2 separate regions of the Homo sapiens genome follow, and region 2 is linked to region 1. The links are chromatin contacts, found by Hi-C or POLR2A ChIA-PET in ENCODE. All regions are on one chromosome and are shown on one strand. Each heading gives the region's core, a stretch centred on a gene start or an enhancer-like site at or near the end of the contact. The rest is flanking DNA. Distances are from core to core; before and after follow the strand shown.

The links. Hi-C counts contacts between places; a loop is a spot of excess contacts on that map. ChIA-PET counts read pairs that join two places held with the same protein, here RNA polymerase II (POLR2A). Pooled maps may share reads with other maps.
Region 2: a loop to region 1 is called in a pooled map, with 4 times the contacts of the local background. The contact joins two enhancer-like sites. A Hi-C loop is called at or near these places in 3 of 168 maps with a recorded cell type or tissue (GM12878, endothelial cell of umbilical vein and naive thymus-derived CD4-positive, alpha-beta T cell), 30 of 37 single-sample maps with no recorded cell type and 15 of 50 pooled maps. POLR2A ChIA-PET finds 5 or more read pairs at or near these places in 12 of 52 experiments (Caco-2, GM10248, GM12878 and 7 more).

The regions. Positions count from the first base shown.
Region 1 is chr11:110,336,087-110,341,598 of GRCh38, reverse strand. No RefSeq gene overlaps it. Among named protein-coding and RNA genes, the nearest start is that of LINC02732, 16 kb to the left of the region's middle. Within about 2 kb of position 3,663, at least 2 of the 41 ENCODE cell types and tissues checked have a DNase peak (open chromatin) inside an H3K27ac peak, as active enhancers do.
Region 2 is chr11:110,370,028-110,374,914 of GRCh38, reverse strand. The region is part of intron 2 of LINC02732 (long intergenic non-protein coding RNA 2732); the gene reads right to left. It overlaps LOC107984385 (a long non-coding RNA gene), which reads left to right. Exons shown (of 2, transcript XR_007062885.1): 2 at 2,746-3,131. Among named protein-coding and RNA genes, the nearest start is that of LINC02732, 17 kb to the right of the region's middle. Within about 2 kb of position 1,339, at least 3 of the 41 ENCODE cell types and tissues checked have a DNase peak (open chromatin) inside an H3K27ac peak, as active enhancers do.

The DNA of each region.
Region 1 (5,512 bases), core at 2,414-4,913:
CTATGTGATGGAAGCACATTTAATTAATTGATAGCATAAAAAGAATTGGGCCAAGCACAGTGGCTCACACCTGTAATCCCAGCACTTCAGGAGGCCCAGGCGGGTGGATCACCTGAGGTCAGGAGTTCGAGATCAGCCCGGCCAACATGGTGAAACCCCATCTCTACTAAAAATACAAAAATTAGCCAGGCGTGGTGGCACCGCCTGTAGTCCCAACTACTCAGGAGGCTGAGGCAGGAGAATCACTTGAACTCAGGAGGTGGAGGTGGCAGTGAGCCAAGATCATCGTATCACTGCACTCCAGTCTGGGCAACAGAGGGAGACTCTGTCTCCAAAAAAAAAAAAAAAAAAAAAAAAGAATTGGAATTTATGGAATTGTAATATGAAATTTAGTGATTTAGTGGAGAGTTTATTTTAATTTCCCTGTCCTCTGTGTTTTTATTTCCAGTGACCTTTCAATGACTAGATAGTTCTTATTTATGTAAAGTATGTTTTTCTTCAAAATCATAAAGAAACTACATATATGTCAAATGCAACTTTATTGATATATCAGATTTAATTGTGTAACTTGTGTGTTTCCACTCCAGTCCAGGCATAAGGTAACACCAAAAACACAGAAAGCAGTATTCACCAACTTGGCCCTCATAATTCCTCAAATCCTGCCCAGCTAGGTATGAGCAGCCTGCAGAGGATGCTCTTGGTGGTGCTGACAAATATGGTGCCCAGGGCTACAGCACAGCCTCTGAAGTTTCTTCCCTTTGTGCTCCTGAATTGGGCCTTGGGGTCCCAAGCCCTCAGGCTGTTACTTTGTTTATGCTTCTTTAGGTCAAAGTCTCTGTGATTCTTCCCCTTTTCACTCCCATTCCTTCTAATACTTCTTGTCCTCTGACTACTTTCCCCATTTCTGATGCACAACTCATTCTGTTCTCTTTTTTGTGACCTGCTGGAGTACAGTGGTTCTTATTTGCAGTGCCTGGACGTCATATGTATGTAATGCGCTGCTCTGACCCAAGTACCAGCATATTGTGTTTGAGAAATTAACTCTGCCTTGTTTTCTACTCATCAGGAAGGAACAAGGGATTATGAAACATAATGTTGAACAGCTACTCAAAGCCATTCCCAAACCTCTTATCCATTTATGCCTCCCACTATACAGCCTGAAAAGCAGAATACTTGCTTTTCTGTTTTTCCTTGCATCTAGAGATGGCCCTGGGACCCAGTTCTGGCCCATGGGACATCATGAGGCCTGATGATTGTTAAAGCAAACTAAATATGGCCTGAGAATGACTCTGTGCTTCCATATTTGAGCCCTTGTGAATGGACAGTAACCTAACTTAGTAGGTAGATAAGATTGAAAACCTAATTTAGGAGTATGTGTCTGTAATAAGAGCTGAGTCTCAGACAATCCCAGCAGCCATTCTTCAACCACTCATACACTGCTGAGCATTCAAACTGTGTTCTAATAAGGCAAATGCCAAACTGTAACCAATCCAGCTATTTTTATACCTCACTTCCATTTTTTGTATATCACTTGCCTTTTTCTATCCAAAAATCTTCTTCCACCACATGGCTGCACTGGAGTATCTGAGCTTACTCTGGCTCAGGAGGCTGCCCAATATGCAAATCGTTCATTGTCCAATTAAGCTCTTTTAAATTTAATGCAACTGAGGTTTTTCATTTAACATGATCAAGGAAGATCAGGTTCGGAAAAACTTCTGCTTCGCTGAAGAAAGAACACATAAGGTCTGTGTTCTCCTTCACCCACTTCCTTTTCTCTTGAATGCAGAATTGATGGCTGAATCTACAGTGTCATCTTGTACCCATGAGAGAAAAGTCAGGACAAGCACAGATACATGGACTCTGACATCACCAAATTGTAGAACCAAGGTCAGCAGCTATCTGATACAGACAGACTTCAGTGAAGAAAATTAAACCTCTATGTGGTCAAGGGACTACAGGTGGTTTTTCTGTTATTTGCCTGTGAATGCAAGTCTAACTGATGCACAGGCACTTCCTTACCACCACAGAGCAGTCCCCTTTAAAGGGAAAAGCCAGAGCTTTTTAAGCTGAAGGCTGGGGCTTCTTGATCACCACTGAAAAGTTAAGACACTTTTGTTTTTCCATTGAGGCTAAGAGCAGGATAGAGCTGAATTATCTAAGAGTTTTGAGACTGGGAAGGATGGAGAACTATTATATTCTACAAATAGTGGAGCTGTGAAAAGGTAGGACCTCAGATGGGTGTTATCTATGTCACCAAGCGCTGTAGCCCTGGTAATAAAGGTAGGGTTCCCTGTAGCTGAGCCTGTGGTCAGTAGAAGAGACCATTGTAAAGAACGTTTCTCAGGCCAGGCACAGTGGCTCACGCCTGTAATCCCAACATTTTGGGAGGCCGAGGTGGGTGGATCACCTGAGGTTGGGAGTTCAAGACCAGCCTGACCAACATGTAGAAACCCCGTCTCTACTAAAAATACAAACTTAGCCGGGCATGGTGGCGGGCGACTGTAATCCCAGCTACTCGGGAGGCTGAGGCAGGAGAATTGCTTTGAACCCCTGGAGGTGGAGGCTGCAGTGAGCCGAGATTGTGCCATTGCACTCCAGCCTGGGCAACAAGAGGGAAACTCCATCTCAAAAAAAAAAAAAAAAGAACGTTTCTCTTCCTACCCAATGCAACAAAGCTCAAAGACAAATGAGGAGGAAGTGAAAATGGCATCGTATAGTAATGGAAGGAGCAAGTGAAACTCTGGCTACTATGGAGATCAAGGACTAGGTCTCCTGTTTACTTTGGAGGCTCTTATATTTTTGTGCAGTCTAATTGTGGGTGGAGAAGAGATGGCAGCAATGCCTAATATTAGACGTTTTGTTGATGCTAATAAACAGGGGATTAGGCTAGTTTTTTTTAACCTAGTTATATCTTGACATTTGAAATGGGTTTCTTGTAGACAGTATATTCTTGAGCTTTTTTAAAAAATTCAATCTTGAGTTTTACCCAAATGATAATTTCTGTCTTTTAATTGGTACATTTAGACTATTTTGTAATTATTGATATGGTTGAATTAAAATCTTCCATCTCGTAGTCATTTTCCATTTATTCCATCTGTTCTTTGATTCTTTTACTTGTTTTTGTTTTTGGTAGAGATGGGATTTTCCTATGTTGCTGAAGTTGGTCTCAAACCCTGGCATCAGTGATCCTCCCACCTCAGCCTCCCAAATTGTTGGGATTACAGGCATGAGCCACTGTGCTCAGCCTTAATTTTTTGTAGTTTTTTTTTTCTTTTTGGTTCTGTGATTCCTCTTTCCTCTATTTCTATATTGTTTTGGATTATTTGGGTATTTTTAATGAGTCCATTTCATCTTTATTATTGGCTCACTATTTGTACTTCATTCACATACATTTTTAGTGCTTAACCTAGGGTTTAAAATATACATCTTTAATCCATCACAGTCTATCTTCAAATAATATTATACCACTTCATGTGTTGCATGAGAACCTTGTAACAGTATAGGCCTTTCAGCCTCTGTGTTATGTTATCATATATTTTACTTCTGTCAGAGGCATTGGAATCACAGTGACTCCATAGTGAACAGGGGCTGGGTAAAATAAGGCTGAAACCTACTAGGCTGCATTCCCAAGAGGTTAGTCATTCTTCGTCACAGGATAAGACAGGAGGTCAGCACAAGATATAGGTCACAAAGACCTTGCTGATAAAACAGCATGTGATAAAGAAGCTGGCCAAATCCCACTAAAACCAAGATGGTGCCGAAAGTGACCTCTGGTCATTCTGACTGTTCATTATACTCTAATTATAAGGCATTAGCATGCTAAGAGACACTCCCAGCAGCACCATGACAGTTTACAAATGCCATGGCAACGTCAGGAAGTTACCCTGTGTGGTGTAAAAAGGGGAGAAACCCTCAGCTCCGGGGATTGCCCACCTCTTTCCTGGAAAACTCATGAATAACTCACTCCTTGTTTAGCATATAATAAAGAAACAACTGTTAAGTGTAATTAGTTGAGCAGCCTATGCTGCTGCTCTGCCTATGGAAGAGCCATTCTTTTGTTTCTTTACTTTCTTAATAAACTTGCTTTCACTTTACTCTATGGGGTCACCTTGAATTCTTTCTCTTTTCTTTTTTCTTTTTTTTTTTTTTTTTTTTTTTTTGAGACGGAGTCTGGCTCTGTCGCCCAGGCTGGAGTGCAGTGGCGGGATCTCGGCTCACTGAAAGCTCCGCCTGCCAGGTTCACGCCATTCTCCTGCCTCAGCCCCCCCAGGTAGCTGGGACTACAGGCTCGTGCCACCACGCCCGGCTAATTTTCTGTATTTTCAGTAGAGACGGGGTTTCACCCTGTTAGCCAGGATGGTCTCCATCTCCTGACCTTGTGATCCGCCCGCTTCGGCCTCCCAAAGTGCTGGGATTACAGGCATGAGCCACCGCGCCTGGCCCTGAATTCTTTCTTGCATGAGGTCCATGCAAGAAAGAATGGGGTCTGGATCGGTATCCCTTTCCATGAACACTTTCATATATGCTATAAAAACAAATGCATTTATACGATTGACTTTGTTTAAGAAAATCAGTTATCTTTAGGCCGGGCACCGTGGCTCATGCCTGTGATCCCAGCACTTTGGGAGGCCAAGGCGGGAGGATCACGAGGTCAGGAGTTCGAGACCAGCCTGGCCAACATGGTGAAACCCCGTCTCTACTAAAGACAAAAAAAAAAAAAAATAGGCCAGGCGCAGTAGCTCACACCTGTAATCCCAGCATGTTGGGAGGCTGAGGCAGGCCAATCCCCTGAGTTCAGGAGTTCAAGAACAGCCTGACCAACATGGAGAAACCCCATCTCTACTAAAAATACAAAATTAGCCGGGCGTGGTGGTACGTGCCTGTAATTCCAGCTACTCGGGAGCCTGAGGCAGGAGAATTGCTTGAACCTGAGAGGCGGAGGTTGCAGTGAGCCGAGATCATGCCATTGCACTCCTTGGGCAACAAGAGCAAAACTCTGTCTCAAAAAAAAAGCAGAGCATGGTAGGCCATGCCTGTAATCCCAACCACTCAGGAGGCTGAGGCAGGAGAATCACTTCGAACCCGGGAGGCAGAGGTTGTAGCGAGCTGAGATTGTGCCACTGCACTCCAGCCTGGATGACTGAGTGAGACTCCGTCTGAAAAATAAAAAAAAGGAAATCAGTTATCTTTCAGGGCGGTTAAAAATGAGGAAATTATATTTACCTTCATTTATGCCACAGCTCTTCATTTTTTTAACATAGATCCAAGTATGGAACAGTCTGTTTCTTTCTAGAGTTAATGAAAAATTTTCCTAAGGCTATACAAGAAAAACGATTACATCATCCAAAAACCAGTACATCATCCAAAAGACTCTAGAACAGGCTTCATAGAAGATACAAACTGATATCAAAATGTCTCTTTTTCAATGTAAACACATATTAAAATGGCTTAATGCACAGTTGACCATTTTTCCTCTTTAGGAAAATGTTTTTATATTTTTACACCTGTATAT
Region 2 (4,887 bases), core at 90-2,589, 36 kb before region 1:
TTTATTGTCTGTTTTTCCCACCAGAATGCAAGCTCCACAAGGCCAGGAATCTTTCCTGTCCAATTCACCACAGCAGCCTCAACCTGGCAGACAGTTCAGCATACAGTAAATATTCAAGAAATATTCATTTAACAAATTAGTTGATATTCTGGGTTGCTTGAAATGCTAAGCACTATACTAAGATTTTTATACACATTTTCTCATTTACCTCTCATCAGTCAAATATTTACTAGGGAAAAGCTGAAGCTTAATGAAGTTATATAATTTGCCAAAGGTCACAGAGCAAAGCCAAAATTTGAAACCCAGTCTTTCTGATTCTGAAATCCCTCTTCTCACCTTTGCAACTTTCATAAACAAATATTTTGTAAACCAAGCAACCATGCCTTATGCTAAGGTTTATACAAGAAAGCCAAAGAAAAAAGGAGGAAGGAGGAGATGCAAGAAAAGTGGCTGTGGCCCTAATTTTTGTTACGGCTATGGCATCTGTTCATGTGCAGACATTCTATAGAGTTCCAAATTAAATCTGCTTTCTGATTCTGGGTTCAAAGTTGGGTTTGGTTTGTTTGTTTGTTTGTTTTTGAGATGGAGTCTCGCTCTGTTGCCCAGGCTAGAGTGCAGTGGCGCCATCTCAGCTCACTGCAACCTCTCCCTCCTGGGTTCAAGCAATTCTGTTTTGTAATCCCAGCACTTTGGGAGGCCGAGGTGGGTGGATCATTTGAGGTCAGGAGTTCGAGACCAGCCTGGCCCACATGGTGAAACCCACCTCCACTAAAAATACAAAAATTAGCCAGGCGTGGTAACCTGCGCCTGTAGTCCCAGCTACTCAGGAGGCTGAAGCAGGAGAATCGCTTGAACCCAGCAGGTGGAGGTTGCAGTGAGCCAAGGTTGCACCACCGTACTCCAGCCTGGATGACAGAGTGACACTCTGTCTCAAACCAAAAAAAAAAAAAAAAAAAAAAAAAATTAAAGAAGGAAAAGATGCAAGATCTTTGTTTAAGAGCCACTACGTTTCCTCCTTATATCTTCTTCTTCTTTTCTTCTTGCTTTGTCAACTTCCTTTCAACACACTGCCTCCTTTCTCCTGAAGTATTTGTTTGGCATCTCCCAAAGTATAAAAGAGTCAAACTTAAAAAGGATACTAGCGGGTATGAAAGCAACAAAACAGAATATACAAAAATCTTGATCACCCATAAAGATCTAGGATATCAGAGAAATGTGTATACATGTGATCAGGAGATAGTGAGTTCAGGAGTAAAGGAGAACAAAACCAAATGATAATGACTCACATGTAAAAGAAAGGGAAGGTTGTGAAATTGTTTGCTACATTAGTACATGGGACAAAAATGTGATTGAAATTGTGTCATTCTTCTAATAACATGAATGTCACAAGTAAAACTAAAACTAGCAAGAGAATGTGAATAAAAGGCCCAGCTTGAAATCTCAAGCTTTCAGAAATAATGTTTTTCTATTTGCATCTCTTAGTACTGCTACAGAAAATGACTCATACATAGAAGGTCCAGAAAGGAACTAAATTACAGTGCTTTAAAACAAAACAATTACCCTGTCGTACTCTCAGTTGTCTTTAAATGAGCAAAAAGAAAGCTGAGATAGAAACCTCCTTATTCACAGCCTACACAGAAGCTCGTATGAAGGCAAATGGCTATTTTTGCCTCGGGGTGTGCCAGAATCAGGGTGAAAACTTGAACCATTTGCATTCTTTCAGGTTCAGTTTGAGGAGTAGCCAGACCTGTCATCCCTGGGAGGTCGGATCAGGGACCTAGCGTGCTTTGTCCTCTTACCACCCACTGCATGAATTGCAGTGACAGGCTTGAAGGCCACCAAGTGTGTCACTCCTTGTAAGACTGGGAAGGGCTGGAAAGAGTGTAAGGGTATCATTCCTTACCACATAGTCTCCCCACTCTTATTTGTCTATAGGAGTAAAGCTAAGTGCCTATGATACTCCTGCTTGGTGCCTGGAGCTGAGGTGTTCTCCTAAGGTAAAGGGTGATCCTGGAGAAGGGGCTTTCCATTCTCCATGCACAGATGGACCTGTCCATCACTCACACCCTCCAGAATCCACAGTGAGCAAAGGCAATTTCTCCAAAATTATATCTATTTTATTTTACTTTCTTTTTTTTTTTTTTTGCATTTTTGCATGTTACAGGAAAATAAATGTGTTTTAATTTTTTTATCTTAAGACCTAATCACTTTTATTTCATATCCAGGGAGAAAAGACAAAATATTTTAAAATTGGCAACCGGGCATGGTGGCTCATGTCTGTACTCCCAGCACTTTGGGAGGCCGAGATGGGCGGATCACTTGAGGTCAGGAATTCAAGACCAGCCTGGCCAACATGGCAAAACCCCATCTCTACTGAAAATACAAAAAAGAAAAAAAAATTAGCCACCTTGGATGTGGGCATCTGTAATCTCCGCTACTCAGGAGGCTAAGGCAGGAGAATCACTTGAACCCGGGAAGTGGATGTTGCAGTGAGCTGAGATTGTGCCACCGTACCCCAGCCTGGGTGACAGAGCAAGATTCCATCTCAAAAAAATAAAATAAAATAATAAAATTAAAAATTGGCATTTGGGATAACAAGGAAGCTCCATTCTGAAATAGATTCCAATTAGATCAAAGATTGAAATGCTAAAAGGAAATTGCAAGGCACTAGAGGAAAACACGGAAAGAACCCCCATTAAATATTGTAGACTGACCATATGCTTTCATCTTCTCTCCCTGTCGTAGGCTAAATAATGGCTCCCAAAGATGTGTCTACATCCTAATCTCCAGAATCTGTGAATGTTACTTTATGTGGCAAGTACGTGGCAGATGTAATTAAGTCAAGGATCTTTGGATGGTTATCCTGAATTATCTGGGTGGGCCCTAAATACAATCACAAGTGTCCTTATAGGAGAGAGGCTGAAGGAGATTTGGTACCAACAGAAGAGGAGGAGGAAATTGTGATCATGCAGAAACTGGAGTGATGGAGTCACAAGCCAAGGAATGCCAGCAGCCACCAGAAGCCGAAAGAGGCCCTGCCAACACCTTGATTTAGGCCTAATGAAACTGAGTTTAGATTTCTGGACCCCAGAACTGTGAAAGAATAAATTTCTGTTGTGTTAAGCCCCTAATTTTGTGGTAATGTGTCACAGCAGCCCTTGGAACCTAATACACTCCCCAAGCCATCACAATGACGGTTAAGGGAAGTAAAACGATAAAATTCATAAAGATAAAGAGAATAACAGAAAAGGATTTCAATAAGTGTTTGGAAGATGGAAAAGGAAAGAATGAGAAGCAACTTACTTATCAGAGTAGAGAAAATTACCTGAGAGCCTGGAGAAAGGGAAGTGAATAAGACAGAGTCAGTTCTCCCCAGAGAAGCCAGACACAGGGTCATTGAGCACCAAGCAGGGGCAGGAGTGGGGTGCAGGGCTGGCACTGGGGATAGAGTGGAAACATTAACATGGACCTTGGATCCCTGGGCCCTGACTCCTCTGACACTGGTCTTCCTGAACTAGCTGCATCCCTTCTTGTCATGCCCTCCACTCCAGTCCCTGCCCTTGACCCCACCACCACCACCTCAGCTGACACACATCAGTTCAGCTCACACTCCTTCTGTTAGAAAGAACCAGTCACAAGGTTCTTCCTGAATGCAATGGGGCTGGGAAATGCTGAGCAGTGCCAGGCACAGGCTTCCTCTAAACCACTCTGCACCAAGGAAGAAGGACATTTTTTTGATGGTCTAATACCCGTCTCTGCCACACTCTCTAAGGCAATTAATTTTAAAATTTTAGAATACTGGAAATAAAGAAAAGATACTAAAAACTTCCAGAATGAAAAACCAGGTCACATATTGCCTTATGGATCAGCAATCTGACTGGCATCAGCCTTTTCAATAGCAATACAAAATGCCAGAAGACAACAGGGCAATGCCCTCAAAATTCTGAGAGAAAATATCTTGCTAATAAAACATCTATTACACCTAGCAAGCAGCCATCCCAAAGGCAGAAGGCTGTGAAAGAACAAAAGGGAGCTATCTAGGGAGAAAAACATAACTGTTAATTATTATTATAATAATAATATATTTTTAGAGACAAGGTCTCTGTCAACCCATGCTGAGGTGCAGTGGCACAATCATAGCCCACTGCTATGGGCTGGAACTCATGGGCTCAAGTGATCCCCCCACCTCAGCCTCCCAGGTAACTAGGACTAGAGGCACATACCACCACACCCAACTTATTTTTGCTTTTATTTTTTGTAGAGGGGTCTCCTTATGTTGCCCACGCTGCTCTAGAACTCCTGGCTTCATGCAGTCCTCTTGCCTTGGCCTCCCAATGTGCTGGGATTACAGGCATAAGCCACCATGCCCAACCTTTAATAATTATTTAATGTGTTTGGGAATTTGGAGGAAAAGGATTACCAAAAGTTTGCCAAATCTCCAGTATCCTTTGAACAGAAAAAAATAGTAATTGTATGTAGAAAACTAAGCAATTTGGCCAGTGATGAAGGGGATTAGCAATTACTAATGTCAGAAAAAGCAGAAGGTTATACAAGAAAGAAGATATGATGACAAGATCCTATTTGGTTCAGTGGTGAATAATATTTAATAGTGACAAAAATGTAAACACTGACTTTTGGCTTAACTAAGTTGTTTTTTTTTTTTTTTTTGAGATGGAGTCTCACTCTGTTGCCCAGGCTGGAGTGCAGTGGCACAATCTCGGCTCACTGCAACCTCCGCCTCCTGGGTTCAAGCAATTCTCCTGCCTCAGTCCCCTGGGTGGCTGGGACTACAGGTGCATGCCACCATGCCCAGCTAATTTTTGTATTTTTAGTAGAGACAGGGTTTCACCACGTTAGCCAGGATGGTCTTGATCTCCTGACCTCGTG